2 separate regions of the Homo sapiens genome follow, and region 2 is linked to region 1. A link is a loop called in an ENCODE intact Hi-C map of the cell type or tissue named here. Cell type or tissue: IMR-90. All regions are shown on one strand.

The links. Peaks named below come from ENCODE experiments on the same cell type or tissue, not always from the same donor. Only the 100,000 strongest peaks of a DNase experiment are listed, where the experiment ranks them.
Region 2: a loop joins it to region 1, with 5 times the contacts of the local background. A loop is called at or near these places in 2 of 110 quality-filtered maps.

What each region holds. Positions count from the first base shown.
Region 1 is chr15:39,300,286-39,308,285 of GRCh38, reverse strand. The region is part of intron 1 of LOC105370777 (a long non-coding RNA gene); the gene reads left to right. Among named protein-coding and RNA genes, the nearest start is that of LINC02915, 54 kb to the right of the region's middle. In IMR-90, no CTCF peak of the experiment used is centred here; DNase peaks (open chromatin) are centred at 3,775, 6,415 and 7,335; H3K27ac peaks cover 4,427 bases.
Region 2 is chr15:39,468,227-39,476,226 of GRCh38, reverse strand. It overlaps LOC105370783 (a long non-coding RNA gene), which reads right to left and starts at 3,008. Exons shown (of 5, transcript NR_188226.1): 1 at 2,539-3,008. RefSeq lists an enhancer at 6,790-7,907. In IMR-90, no CTCF peak of the experiment used is centred here; a DNase peak (open chromatin) is centred at 3,196; H3K27ac peaks cover 4,877 bases.

The DNA.
Region 1 (8,000 bases):
CAATAAATGTTATACACCATATTAACAGAAGGGATAAAAACCATATGATCATCTCAATAGTTTCAGAAAAAGCATTTGACAAAATGCAACATTTTTTCCTGATTAAAAACTCTCAACAGATTCGGTATAGAAGAAATGTACCTCAACACAATGAAGCCCATATACTGCAAACCCATAGCTAACATCCAACTCAGTGGTGAAAAGTTCAGAGATTTTTCCTCTAATATCAGGTTCAAGACCAGGATGCCCACTCTCATCACTTCTATTTAACATAGTACTGGAATTTCTAGCCAGAGCAATTAGACAAAGGAAGGAAGTAAAAGGTATCCAAATTAAAAAGGAAAAAGTTCATTGTCTCTGTTTGCAGACATGATCTTATATTTAGAAAATCTAAAGATTTCAGCAAATATCTATTAGAACTAATAAGTGAATTCAGTAAAGTTGCAGAATACAAAAATCAATACACGAAAATCAGTAGCATTTCTATATACTTACAAAAAAATTACCTAAAAAGGAAATCAAGAAAATGATCCCATACGTAATAGCTATAAAAATATTTAGGATTACATTTAAAGAGGTGAAAGATTTGTACACTGAAAACTATAAAACATTGATGAAAAAAGTTGAAGACACAAATAAATAGAAAGATATTCTGTGTTCATGGATCCGAAGAATTGATATTGTCAAAACGTCCATACTACCCAAAGTGATCTACAGATTGAATGCAATCCCTATGAAATTGTGAATAACATTTTTCACATAAGTAGAAAAAAATCCTAAAATTCATATAGAACCACAAAAGACCCTGAATAGCCAAAGCAATCTTGAGCAAAAAGAACAAAGCTGTAGACATCACACTATCTGACTTCAAAATCTACTACAAAGCTATAGTAACTAAAACAGCATGGTGCTGTCATAAAAGCAGACACATAGACCAATAGAACAGAATAGAGATCCCAGAAATAAATCATGCATTCATGGTCAATTGATTTTTGACAAAGATGCCAAGAACACACAATGGGGAGAGAAGACTTTGCTAAGTTGTGCTCAGAAAACTGGATATTCACATGCAGAAGAATAAAATTAGACCCCCGTCTTACGTCAGACAAAAATCTACTCAAAATGGATTAAAAACTTAAACATAAGGCCTGAAAATGTAAAACTACTGGAAAAAAACATAGGAGGAAACCTTCATGACATTGGTCTGGGCAATTATTTTTTAGATATGAATTCAAAGCATAGGCAGCAAAAGCAAAACTAGACACATGACATTTTATCAAACGAAAAAGCTTCTGCACAGGAAAGGAAACAACAGAGTGAAGGAACAATCTACAGAATGGGAGAAAATATTTGCAAAGTATACATCTAATGAGGGGTAATATCCAAAATATATAAGGACCTCAACTCAATAGCAAGAACACAAATAACTTGATTCACAAGTGGACAAAGGACCTGAGTAGACATTTCTCGAAAGAAGACATACAAATGGCCATCAGACATATGGAAAGGTGCTCAACATCATTAATCATCAGAGAAATGCAAATTAAAAGCACAATAAGATATCATCTCAGACCTATTAGAATGGTTATTATCAAAAAGACAAAAAATAACAACTATTGGTGAGGATGTAGGGAAAAAGGAACTCTTGCACACCGTTATTGGGAATGTAAATTAGTATAGCCATAATGGAAAATAGTACAGAATTTCCTCAAAAAATTAAAAATGGGATTACCATATGATCCAGCAATCCCACAACTGGGTATATATCCAAAGGAAATGAAATAAGTATGTTGAAGAGATATCTGCATGCTCACGTTTATTGCAGCATTAGTCCCAATAGCCAAGCTGTGAAATCAACCTAAATGTCTAAATGCATCAGTGGATTAATGGATAAAGAAAATGTGGTATATATACACAAAGAAATACTATTCAGCCTGAAAAAAATAAGAATATCCTGCCATTTACATCAGTACAGATGGACGTGGAGGACATTATGTTAAGTGAAATAAGCCAGACATGGAAAGACAAATACCATATGATCTCACTTATACGTGGAATCTAAAAACTTTGAACTCATGGAAGTAGAGAGTACAGGGATGGTTACCAAGGTCTAGAGGATGGGGGCAGAGAGAAGATACTCGTGAAAGGGTGCAACATTTCACTTATGAGAATAAATTCAAGAGATCTGTTGTACAACATACACTGGAAAATTACTAAGAGAGTAGACTTTAAGTATTCTCAGCCCCTAAAAATGATAAGCATGTGAGGCAATGCATGTGATAATTAGCTTGATGTAGCCATTCCACAATGTATACATATTTCAAAATATGTTGTATACCATAAATATATTCAACTTTTATTTTTTAATTAAAAAATTTTAAAAATTGAGAATGTACTCATGGCTTTGGAACCATGTGAATAAGGTTTCTTTGTTAAGGGACTAATGAATATTTTTGTTTATGGGCCCAGATGGTTAGGTGGACTGAGGAATGCCATGAAAACGAAATACTTGAGGAGAACTGAGAGCACAAGGGAGATTGATGTGGCTGACCCATTGTTGTCCTTTGCTTTAGTCCAACCTAGAGATTTTCATTATTTATTTTTCACACTGAGAAAGACAACCTACAGTGATATTAGAGATGTAGCGATGGTGCAAAATTGCTGGAGAAAATAACCTGAAGACAACTGGAATATTACTTGCTTCTCACAGATATCAAATTCACATTTACCCACCAAGTAATTTCAGATCAGATGTCTTTTTTCTGCATTTCCTTTGCTTTTCTACAAGCCACAAAAGACAGCTGTCATCATGAGCTTCATCAAACCTGAAACAAGTCACTAAAAATTTGGCATCATTGACATCAACAGTAACTGGTAGGCTACTCAAGATGGAAAATACTTTCTTAAAATTTAACTTTATTTTGAGACATAAGGTAGTGGAATTCTTGAATTGTAAAATGCTAACAAACAGAATTTATTAAAAACCCAAGGTTAATTAAAACAACCCTAGTCATGAGCCATTTCTAAGTTTTACAGGGCTGTTTTGAATAGTTTAAAAGTAGAGACTGGTGCTAACTCAAAGTACTCGGTCCATTTGGATCCCTATGAACGTCCAAGACAACCACAAAAATGCTGAGAAGAGTCCACAGCTTTGCATTCAGAGCCTCCATGACTGTGCCCATTGTTTGTGAATGTGGGTGGAAACTAGAGCCCAAACCTCAGAGAATAAAACCTGCCTGATACAAAAAGTACCATGAGTAGATTCTGGAATGGCCGTGACCCAAACAAATTGGAGAGGATTGAGGAGACTCCAGGATACATATAAAGTTCAGGGATGGATGTTAGGTAGCTTTATTCGTTAGGGCTTGATGAATTGGCATCGTGTGGGTGGGGCAGGATGTAAAGTCTTCAGTTCAAATGAAATGAGGAATTTATCTGTGATCCTGCCATCAAGTAACTGCACATCATCTTGGCTCACTCTGAATCTCTCTGTGGTTCTGTTTCCTTACGGGTAAAATGCGGGGAAAGGGATTGTCACTGCCTCTCCCAGAATTAATGAGGTGATATTCACAAAGAGCATTGTACTCTTAGGAAAGAATGCTCTGTGGCAGGATATTATAGGGCAGTAACATCAAGCTTGTTTAAAACGTGTGCCTGCTGTTACCACGTGGGTGCTATGGCTCAGCAGTCTTGTATATCAAATATAAACCAATGCATATGGAACTGTTTAAGGATAACAGATGATGAGCTGAATAAATGAAATAGTTTATTTTATACTAAAGGTAGTTCATGCTTAAAAAATGCCTTGTGGCTGCTATTTCATCTTCAATACAGTAAAGACATACTTGAGCAATCCCATTTAGATAATCACTGGCCATTGATGGCAGAAATTAGAAATGCAGAAAAAGATTGGGTCAGTGAGTCTGTTTCCTGGGAGACAGCAGGGAGGAAGCAATTTCAGCAACGATGCTGGGATACTCATGCTGTGTGTTAAGCCACCTTCACAAACTTGCCTCCGTGACTGTGGCTGTGATACATGCCCAGACAGAACTCGGGATTGGCTACCCCTGGACTCACTCTTCACAGCTGCCTAGAATCTTTTATACCAGGACCACGTCAGAAACCTCTGGGATCCATAAGTAAATAGCAAGGCTCTGCACTCAAGAGTGGCACCTGCAGATTTTCCACTTTGCTTTTGCAAGTTATTCAGACACAGCATTTCCATTCATCAGGAAAATAAGCCAACTGCCTCCTAAAGAGCATCTTTTCCTATATTTAGGGGTTCTGGGGTCCACTTGCTGAAATCAGATAACTTCACTACCTTAACTTAAATTCTCCAGTGGATTCCCATTACACTTAGGACAAAGATCTCATCTCTTTACCACAGCTCACTTCTAACCTCTTGGACTAGCGATGCCCCTTGTTTGCCATGCTCTAGGTGTAGTTTCAGACTCAGTTCTACCCCAAGCCTTGGCTCTTGCTGGTCTTGCTGGCTAAAGTGCTCTGCCCCAAATCTCCAAGTGCTGGTAACCTCATGTGCACCTCCAATGTCACTTACTCGAGTCCTTCCCTGATCATCTGATCTAAAGTCCTCTTCCCTACCTACTCTTCATATATCATCTTATTTTATTGTGTTTTTGCACTCACACTAACTGTAATTATCTTGCATATTTTTCCTTGGTTATTATTTCCTCCTCATGAAAGTGGAGAGCTTGACTGTCTTCATACTTTTGGGGCTCTTGTGTCTGGAAGAGCACCTGGAACATAGTAGATTCTAAGTATGATTTCAGTGGATGAACTAACGGATAATAATTCACAATTTGGACTTCCAAATTCTGTCTGGGATTTTTAATACTAGTAGCTGTGACTAATTCTACATAGTGATATGTTTGCTGGGAGGAAGTCTTTCATCTAATGTGCAGTAAAAGTAGTCTAGAATTATTCCATTCTTTATGACTTAGCTTTAAGGGCAAGTGAAATTCTAGAATTGCAAAATGCTAACAAACAGAATTTATTAAAAACCCAAGGTTGATTAATACAACCCTAGCCATGAGCCATTTCTAAGTTTTACAGGGATGTTTTGAATAGTTTAAAAGTAGAGACTGGTGCTAAGTCAAAGTACCCGGTCCATTTGGATCCTTATGAATGTCCAAGACAACCACAAAAATGCTGAGAAGAGTCCACAGCTTTGCATTCAGAGCCTCCGTGACTGTGCCCATTGTTTGTGAATGTGGGTGGAAACTAGAGCCCAAACCTCAGAGAATAAAACCTGCCTGATACAGAAGGTACCATGAGTAGATTCTGGAATGGCAGTGACCCAGACAAATTCTAGAGGATTGAGAAGACTCCAGTTTACATACAAAGTTCAAGGATGGATGTTAGGTAGCTTATTCTTTAGTGCTTGATTATGTTAATCATCATCAAACAAGATGATATATGTTGGTCATCATCAAAAGCTAACAAACAAGCTTCCTTATAATTGTCATCTTATTGTGTTGAATCACTCCAAAAATAGCTCTAATACACTAATTAGTGCAGACTATGGGATCCAGAGGAACAGCTATTTTTGGAGTGATTCGACACAGAAAGATTTCTTACTAAATTACTGTTCATTTTCTAGATATATAGAGGGTGGCACAAGAATCCAGAGATTCAATCTCTGTTCTCATCCTTATTAACAGAATGTTTGAAAGAAGATCAACCTTTCTGACTTTGTAGTGTCATATATTACCTGCCTGATCTATATCTAAATGATGTTATGAGGATCAGGTGAAATATGTGGCTGAAAAGTCTCTGAAGCCTTCAAAGTGCTATTTGGATGTAAAATATCAGTTTATACATGAACATCTAGAATGATATATCTGTTGATTCCCGTATTTCTTACCAGATGATATATTTTATTCCTTGTATCTGCAGTTCCCAGTGTAGTAGGTATTTAATGCATTATTGAATGAATGAATACTATTATGATTTCTTTCTTTCTCTTGGCCAACTTCTGTCTCCTCATTGTAAGCATTATTAGCTTTGTATTTATTTTTTCACTCTCTTTTATAAACTGTTGGCTATTAAAGAGAACAATTTCATAGAGTTCATTTCAGTGTGATTTTCTTTTATTTTGGTCACTGCATATGGTCTGGACATGGGTCTTCAGCATCGCAGGGCATGGGATGAGGGTGAGAGAGAGAGCGAGAGAGAGAATGCATCTGTTCAATAAATAGAGTGAAGGGTAAGGATCACACAGACTGTGGCCCATATCCTTCTGGGGTGTGGACTTGGGCATATTTGAGACTTTTTACTATTAATACTAATCACGACCGCAGCCCACTCTAATCCATGTGCCATGACCATTGGTGAAACTCTGAAGTCAAGACCTTAGTGAATCATGTCCTAGTCTGTTGGGCAATACCTTTATTTTTGGATTTGGGTTATTTGTAGATTGCCCTTTTTTGGTATAAATGAGCAGTACTGTTTATTTCCATTTTGCAATAAAAAGCTACTGGCTATTTAGCCAGAAAGCAAATATTTTCACTCTGAATTGCTTTCTGGACATTTTTTCCAACAGTGTTTGATTTGAAGCTGTGAAACACATTACTCCCCTTCCCTCCTCCCATCCCCTGCCCCTGCCATTTCCTCTTAGGTGGATCAAAACCAGTGCTTCAGAAAATAAAGCCAGTATTCTTTGATTGCTCCTTTACCATATGAAAGCATCAGAGAGGCTGAAATAAATGCCTGTTTGGTCCCAAAACACTGCCATCCAGGAAAATCTGCCAGCCAACCAGGTGTTCCAGAATATTTTGCCTGAGGGCCAGCCTGCCCAGGAACTGGCATTGAAATATGTCTGGGCTTTGGTATTTTCTGTGCAGCTTAAAGTGCTACCTTTGGGCACATTTATTGGGATGCATAAGAAATAGTGTACAATCTGCATAGTGATAAAGTTTTGTGTGTCTTAGACATGTTCTCCAGTTGTAGAATATTTCTCTTACAGACCTTTGGATCCCTCAGTTTCTTTTTTAAAGTTAATTTTGTATTTTTCCACCTGAATGTCTTCTCCACTCTCCATTTATTTAACTAAATTTTTAAATCTTGTTTGTTTCCTTATCCACTGAAAACTTTACCCCCAAACCTTTACCCTTTACACAGTAACATACCTATCCACTCACATACACGCACACCACCACTCACCCACCAACACACCAAAACAAATTGTAAAATCTTAAACTTAAAAGTTTAATTTCATTTCCAGCTGTGATTTACTATCAGTAGCCTGGTTGTCCTTTATTTTAGTCATTTCCAGCCCTGCCTGGCTAAACTCAAGTCGCTCAACTCCTGATTGACTCATAGTCTAGGTATTTGGTAGGAAGATTTTAATCTTTCTTTTTCATGTTGGTGACATTTCCTAGTTGTGCTCTGCCATTCTTTAGGTAGCTGATAATGGGGCTTTTTTCTTTTTAATAATAGCAAATAAGAACAGTATAATTAAAAAAAGAATGAAAGAAAAATAGTAATTTCAGAAAGAACCAGTATGAACATAGCAATGAATTGCAAATTTGTAAAAATAACTTGGGTATTAATATATCAGATTCCTGAAAAGTGAGTAAATGTTTTCTTCTCATTTTTTCCCAGTGTCTTCTAAGTAGAAGATGAAGGATGCTTTGCAGGTGACTAAAATGCACTGCCTTGTTATTACAGGGAGCGGACTCAAACCTTTCAAATATTTTGAGTGGTTGGAAAGAAGAAACACAAAACAATTCTATTTTCTGAGTTTTAAAAATGTCTGAACCCCTGGAAGACCCAGCCAGACCAAATCTGCTTTTTCTCCTGGATCCATAATGTACAGTGGTAAATTAAAGGCTTCGAGAAGCTCTGTAGTAAAGAACTCTGTTTAACTTGATGTTTTACACATTCATTAGACCATGAGATTCTCTTCTTGTAGAATAAGAATCAACATCTCATAGAAAATTTCCAGAGACCACAGTTAAAGAAGGGTTCTCTGAAGCCTT
Region 2 (8,000 bases), 170 kb before region 1:
AGTTGAATGTCTAAACTTTCTGATTTTCAAGTTCTTCATAATAGGAGGAAGATGCCTTCTGCTTCATGGATTTGTTGTGTCGATTAAAGGAGATTAAATGCACTGTTCACAGCTTTGACTATTACACAGCGAACTCCTCAATTCCTTTAGATCTCTGCTAGTATTTCTTCCTCAGAAGGGCTTTCCCTGCCTATTCTTCATAAAATAGACTCTCCCTGTCTGCCCATAACTTCCTAGCACCTTACTCTGCTGTTTTAGTTTTCTTTACAGTATATATCATTACCCAAAACATATATCTCTGTGTGCTTTTTTTTTCTTTCTGTTTTCTTCCCCAGTAGAATATAAACTTTCATAAGAACTAGGTTGTTTCAGCCTTGTTTGCTGCTCTATGTATAGCTCCTTGGGGACTGCTGGCATGTAGTAGAAGCTCAATAAATGAGTTGAATGAGTAAATGGATGAATGAAATGAATGAACGTAAAATGCTTTGCCCATGATGAATACCTGATGGATTAAAATTTATGTTATCAGTTATATGTAAATGGGGCACTTAGTGGAAAGTGAGTATCTCTGAGATTGTCTTTCTCTCTAGAAGAACTATCTCATTCTACTCCTAGTTGAGCCAGGCAGAATGTGCAAGGCTCAAGGACTAGTGGTCAATGCAGCAGCATCTGGAGAACTTTTTCAGGCCACTGGAAGTGTAGGATCCAGCCAACGGGATCTGGAGGAAATTCCTCAACTCTCACCACATATAGAAATCAAGCAGTGCTTGTAGGTCACAGGGGGATACTATGAATGGATGCCCATTGCATTTAGGAGATCACCATGGCTAAGACATTAGCCTGCTTCCAGGTATGTGTTATCTGCTCCCATTTTTCCTCCTGCTATGGGAGTAGGCCTTTCACTTGATGTTTCCTTTCTGGTCTAGACTTGTATAGTGGACACTCTCTCTATTTATATATACATATATATAAAATATATATATACACACACACATATACACAAACACACATATACACAAACACACACATATAAACATACATATAAAAATACATAAACACACACATATATATACTATATACACACACACACACATATATATGTATATCACAGATGCAATTAATCAACTTGAACTCCTCTACAGTGCTCTCTGGCTTCCATACTTATGATAATCTTAAGAAACCTTCAGGAGTACTAATTTATATCTAGGGAATAATCTGAGCCTCTTCCTCTTTGCCCCAGCAGACACAGTTCAACCATTCTGCCTTGTTAGGGTCCTCCAAAGCAGATATCAAGATACTAGTAAGTATTCCAGGAATTTATTAGGGGAAATGCCTATGTGAAATGACACAGCAAGGGAGGTGGAGAAGGCCGGGCTAGCAGTCAGATCACAGTGTTAGCCTGACCCTGAGTGAAGGGGAGACTGAGAGAAGACTGGGTGGAAACTTAGAATGCTAGACTGCCGCTCAGTGGAAGGAAGCTCCAGCAAAGCCACTGGGGAGTCCGTGTGCCAGAGTCAGCTAAAGAAGGAGCCCAGCTTCTCAGAGGAGGGGGTCCCCTCACAATACCACATCATTGGCCAGCAGCAGCCTTGGAAAGTGAGGTCAAGGTACAAACACAGCAACAGACTTAAAATACAGCAGTTGGGACCCTGGATTAATTCTACCTTCTATAGGAGGAAGTCTATGTGGCTTATTTTCATGGCTACCACACTCCATGAAGCTAGAAGATGCCATAAACATCCCTGAAGCTGGTTGCTTTACAATGCAATACCAGGCTGCCAAGTGGGAGAGCTGGTGTCAAGCCTCTTACTCAGGAAAATGCAAATTAAATGGGTTAACCCTTCATGGCAATGGAGGGAGGGGTAGCAGAGCACCTTTTCTCAGCAGCCCCCTAGCCACAGTAGTTCTTCCCTATTTCCTGACCCAAGAATGCAGCTTTCAAAAGTTGGCCTGTGTTGCATTTGGTTCCCCTATATCTCCCTTCTCTAGGGAGCAAACTTGTGTCCAGTAGGGCTGGGTCAGTACCAGTCCTGACAGTTTTGGCCTCAGAGAATCAGAACCACTTACTACTCATTCTCAGAGGTCCGTCTTGGTGTACAGGCCTGCCCTCTAGTCCAATCTCTTTCTACCTATGATATTATGGTTGTTATTGTTGTTGTTTTTAAAGAAGCCAGTAGTTCCTTCTTGGGCCTTGACTGGGGTCACCTAAATCTACCCTGATGACTTTCCATTAAACACTTGCCGTCCCTTTCCTCTTAGAAGGCCACTGGGACCTTTATAAAAGTTTCCTTACCTCTCCTAGCACCTTAAAAGTCATGCATCAGTAATTTACCTCTGGGAGAAAGTTCTGAACACATGCCTCACTACATCTTACTCTCCTCACTAGCTGAGAATGGAGCAGTTGAAATAAGAGCTCAGACAAATATTTTCCATAATCTGTAGAGAGTAATCAATACTTAGAAGGAACGTCACTTGGCAACAGTGTGAACATTCCATTTTCTAAAGCATTCTTGTATGTTCAACTTCACAGGCTCATACCTTTTTAATATTTCTTAATCACTGGTTAATGTGAATTCTCAGAACTGAGAGGTTCTTCTTGTGTAGCTGATTTCCGCTGAGTTCCTTCTTTTTTCTAATTTTGGTATGATGGCACTGTGTCTAATGAAGCAAGTCAAATAAACGGCAGATTCTGTTCCCCGAAGCCCTCTTCATCCTGGAACATTAACTGTCTAATTTGTTCATGGGAAGACCCAGCTGTTAGCAGGCAGCCTGCGGGCCCCAAAGCAAATGAGGAGAAGCCTTCCTGTGAACTTCAGAACACATGCTGGGGTGGGGGCTGTGGGGAGACATTTTGTTTATCACTCATTTAAAGTATGTTGCTCCCAAATAAATGGCTGTAAATGGAGATGAAGGGATAAGACTTGTGACTAATTTCTCTGGGGAGCCTAAGTATCTCCACTCCTGACCCCAGTGTGCTGCCTCCCCCATCTTCCCATTGTAAGACTCACAGCAGCTTTATGACAAGGTGGGTGTTTATGATCCAGTTCAGGATGGGGACTAACCCAGTCCTCCCTGGTGGAGGCATTCTTTCCATGACGGGGCTGACGCTCTGCCAATAGGATCCCAGTGAGCTCAGGGAACAGTGTCAGGTTGATTCAGCTGAGGAAGTCACGGCCTTGATTTAGCCTTAAAAGGCTGAGGTTCCGGTGGAAGCGAGTCTGTCTCAGCGTGAAAGCCCAAGGCTCTGAGCATTCCCAGATGACATCTGTGATTTTTCCAACACACATTTGGCCTCCTTGGTTCCTTGCAGTGCTTTGGTTGTGCAATCACCACTTGGCAGGTTCTTCGTCCAGTGAAATCTGTACATTTTCAGCTCTGACATCTCAAAAATAATCATTGGAGCATTTTTTTTATCAGAGTGGTTTATCGTAAAACAACCACTCCCACCGACATTTCTTGTAACCAGTGCTAGGAGAGTGACGACTTAGAAGGCCTTTTGAGGAAGGAGTAGTGGAAGAAGGGCTGGTTTCGGAATTGAACACACCAGGGTTCCAATTCTAGCTTCCTTTTATTACATGTTGCCGGACCTTAGGCCTTCAGGGGCTCAGTTTCATCTTCTATAAAGTAGAGAAAATAGTATATACCTTGCAATGTAGTTGTGAGGATTAGATATCAAATCTATCATTAGATTAGTTCATCAGATGGACTCAGTACACTTTGTATGAATATATGAGTGGGATGTGTGTGTGTTGTGTAGTGTTGGTCCTAGGTTAGAGGTGAGAGTGGTTATAAGTTTAGTGTATATAGAGGGAATATCAGCTCTCTTTTTAGCCCTCAATAAATCACAAACATGCACATACACACTGCACGTGTGCACACATTCTTGAAAACCTCAGCTTTTTTCTTTTTGATGTTGAGATAGCTAAAGATTCCTTTCTTTAGATTTTTTTTTATTTGTAGTCATGGATACATAATTGTTGTACATATTTATGGGGTACATGTGATATTTTGATATAAGCATACAACATGTAATGATCAAATCAAGGTAATTGGGATATCTCTCACATCAAACATTTATCATTCCTTTGTGTTGGAAACATTCTAATTCTTTCAGTTATTTTGAAATACACAGTAAATTATTGTTAACTATGGTCATCCTAATGTGCTTTACTTTGATAAATAATTTGCTTCTGAGGTTGGTCCAAGACCACATGCCTGTAAGCTAGTCCTCAAACCTCCATGCTTGCACGCTGCCTGGGAATGTCTGAACTGGATTCTCTGATGATATCCATAGGGACAGGCCTAAATCTTTTCCTTTTCAGCCATCAGCTGGCAGCATGCACAGTTAAGAGACATTGCTTCTTGTTCTCACTAATGTCTAAGATCTGAAGACAGAAATAATTCTGAATCTTAGTTTTAGAGGTCTGGGAGAGAAATACTTTTTCTCCAACTCTTGGAATATTTCCCTATTACTATAGTATTCATGTTGTTTCTGAATAGAGTTTATGACAGACCTTCTTTGGTATAGTGAGAAAATATGTTGTTGTTTTCCTTAAAAAGATCTATGACAAAATATTGGTCATCAGCTTTTTAGTAGTAAAAGGCTTGATGTCTGATAATCATAAAACGGAACCCAAGCAATATATTGAAAACAAAAACAAATCCCACCTGGCAGAAACTTTGTAAATTTGCCTTGTAACTTCTTTTAGCTATTGATGTGTTGAGCTTCTAGCACTGGGGAAGATATGAAAGATTCTTTTTTTTTAAGACAGGATCTTGCTCTGCCACTCAGGCTGGAAGGCAGTGTCATGATCATAGCTTACTGAAGCCTCAACCTCCTGGATTCAAGGGGTCCTCCTGTCTTGGCCTCTCAAAGCTAAGACTATAGGTGTGCACTGCCATGCCTGCCTAATTAATTTTTTTTCTGGTCAAGATGGGGTCTTGCTATGTTGCCTAGGCTTGTCTTGCACTCCTGGCCTCAAGCAATCATTCTATCTCAGCCTCTCGAAGTGCTGGGGTTACAGTTTTGAGCCATTGTCCTTGGCTATATATGAAGGGTTTAGAATGTGTTTATTTAGGGGAAGGTCAGCACTTCATTTCTGAAAGATTAATCTGGTGGCAATGTAGAGAACGGTTGGAGGGCCTTAAGTCTGGACACTGGGAAGAGATTTGGAGTTCATTGCCATAAATCAGTGGAGATGATGGTGGTCTCACTTTGCAAGGCGAATAGAAAGAAGTGATGGATCAAAAATATTATTTAGCAGATAGAATCAGTAGGACCTGGTAATTTATTGGCTAGATAGACTGAAGAACAGAAAGAAGACATGGATGGCGTCAATTTTTCTAATTTGAGCAACCAGTTATATGGTGGTGCCATTTACTGAGGAGCATAGAAGGACAGGGGGTACAAGGAGAGGAGCAGGCTTAGGGGAAAGAGTAAATTCACTCTGGACATGCTGAGCCTGAGATGTCTGTGAAACCAAGTGGAGATGTTGACTACATGGTTGGATATTCAGATTTGAAACTGCAGAAATACCGCCTGTAAATAGAGATTTGGAAGTTGTCAACATAGAGTTGGTAATTTACGTGATGTGATTCACCCACCAAGAGGTGAATAAGAAGTGGAACAAGATCTCTGAGGAATGCAGCACCTCAAAGCTGGGCAAGGGGAGAGAAACAGCTGGAGGAGACAGAAGGAGCAACCAGAGAAGGAGGGGAAGAATGGGGAGATGTGGAGTGCTGGATAACGGAGAAGACAGGGTTTCAAGGATGTGTGTAATGCAGGATAGAGATCCAGTAAGATACTGACTGAAGTCTCCTGTGGACTCTACATAAAGGGACCATGTGCATCCTGGCAATGGTGCTTTAGGTGAAGTAGTAGTGATAGAGGTCAGATGCCAGTGGGCTGATGAGTGAGTGGGAGGTGGACCAGTAGATGAGCATGTGAGGGTAAAAAGATAGGGCAGGAGCTAGAAGGCCACATGGGAGAGCAGATTTAGTTATTTCCTTCTTTTCCTTAATCTACTTATTTTCTAAGTTTAGGAGAAGCCAGAGGTATCCTCTTACCTCAACCTCTTGGGTCACTAGGATTGCAGGTGTGAGCCATCATGTTAGGTTTGACTTGTTCTTAAAAATATATTTTATTATTTGGAAGCCATTGAAATATAATTGACTTTTATACTCTTTTTTTTCATGGCTGAATTCATGTTTATTTCCTGGAAACCCTTCAGGATGAAGGGTTAATTCATTACCATGTTTCGCTACATTTAATGTTCCCTACCCCAGCCATATTCAACAGTGTGGTACTTGGAGAAAAGAAAAGGGGCTATCTCTGGGGAAACAATTTGGTTTCCATGTAAGTAGCCCCTGTGGAGAAGATGAAAACCAAGGAAATGTACTACTCCGAGGAGCCCAAACCTCATTTCAGTAGTATTTGATAGCATGTTGTTTAAAGATGAATTTAGAAATGGTTTCTTTGTAGGATCAACATTACTGAGGAAGTGGGAGCTAAGGAGGGACCTCATGTAAGTCCAAAATGTCTAGCATGGTGTGTTCTAATTCTATATTGACTAATTTTAGTATGCCCATGGAAATAAATCAAGTAACTCTGTAGTAACCCCCAGGTTTTAAGTGTTAGCATGGCTTGAAGTCTTAATATCTGTATGGGCTCTATAGGAAAGAACTTAGAGCCATTTCTATTACAATGTGAGCTAATTTTTTTACAGTGAAGTAAATAAAAGCAATGCACGTTTTCTTATTTCTCAATACTCAAGTACATTAACCTGGCGACAGTGTGACATCTGGAGAAGGTATCAGGGAGGACTGAAGGTCTGAGAAGTCTTCTTTGTGACTTGAACAGGTCTTGTGTTGAGCATTATACTTGAATATTCTCCCTTTGTCTTCATCCAGGCCCCATATTTCCTCAAGGCTCTTCACAGCTTTAATAAAATGGTGGTGAGAAGAAGCCTTAGTTTTTTTATAGGTAAGCCCTTCCAAACTGGTGGTTCCTCAGAAGAAAATCTTCATATTTGGAAAGCAAGAACTTTTCCTTGGTGGACAACTCTTTTTGTTGTTTTAAGTTCCAGATTGTTTATCTGGTCACAGAGTTATTTAGTTTCCTTTTCTTCTGTGGTATGCTTATGGTTGATTTTGTAATATTCTCAGTCTTGATCATTGAGGGCCACATTCACATTTAAAAAAGAAATGAGGTCATTTTACAGCTCTTCTAGTCTTGCCCTCTAGGAATTACATTAATCCATTTCTCAAGCATACGTTGAGAAAGAAGACATGGCGTCTCATTAGCTCCTCTACTGCACACAACTCCAGTGCCTTTGGGAGCCTTGGACTAAATGTGGTGAAGACCAGTGCTCCTGTGAACGTGATCAACTAAAAAATTCTTCCTGATGGAATGGAGATTGGGGTTTTGCACAGGAAGGGACTGCTCTCATTTTATGTATAATTCAACCTGCAATATCTCATGAACTGTCTCCTGGCGGCCATTCAGCATTAGGGCTTTCTGTAGAAGAAAACAGGGTCAGCACAAACATCTCCCAATTCATTGAGCTAGAAACCTTGGAAATATGAACTTATGGGACGTCTTTTAGGTTTCTCAGAGAAGGGGCCCAGAGGCTGGGGTACAAGGCAAGGTCTGAGTCACAGAGGAACTGTGGGACCAGGCAGCAATCCAGTTACAGGAAATCCATAATTCAAGGCAAAAACGGAACTTGCAACAAGATCAACTTGTGCTGCACTGATGAACTCTTGAACTTCTCTTCTTTCCTTTGGAACATGTTTAAGGCAGGTTTGACTCTACCAGTGGGGATTATGCGGCCCAATGGTGAAGGTCGGGAGATAAGTAAATCCATATATACCTGTAATTGAAAGGTTCTTAATCTTCTTTGTGCTGTGGACTCTCTGATGTTGGAGAGGTCTATAGTGGCCTACTTAGAAAGATTTTTAAAAACATTAAAATAATGTACATAGCATTACAAATAATAATT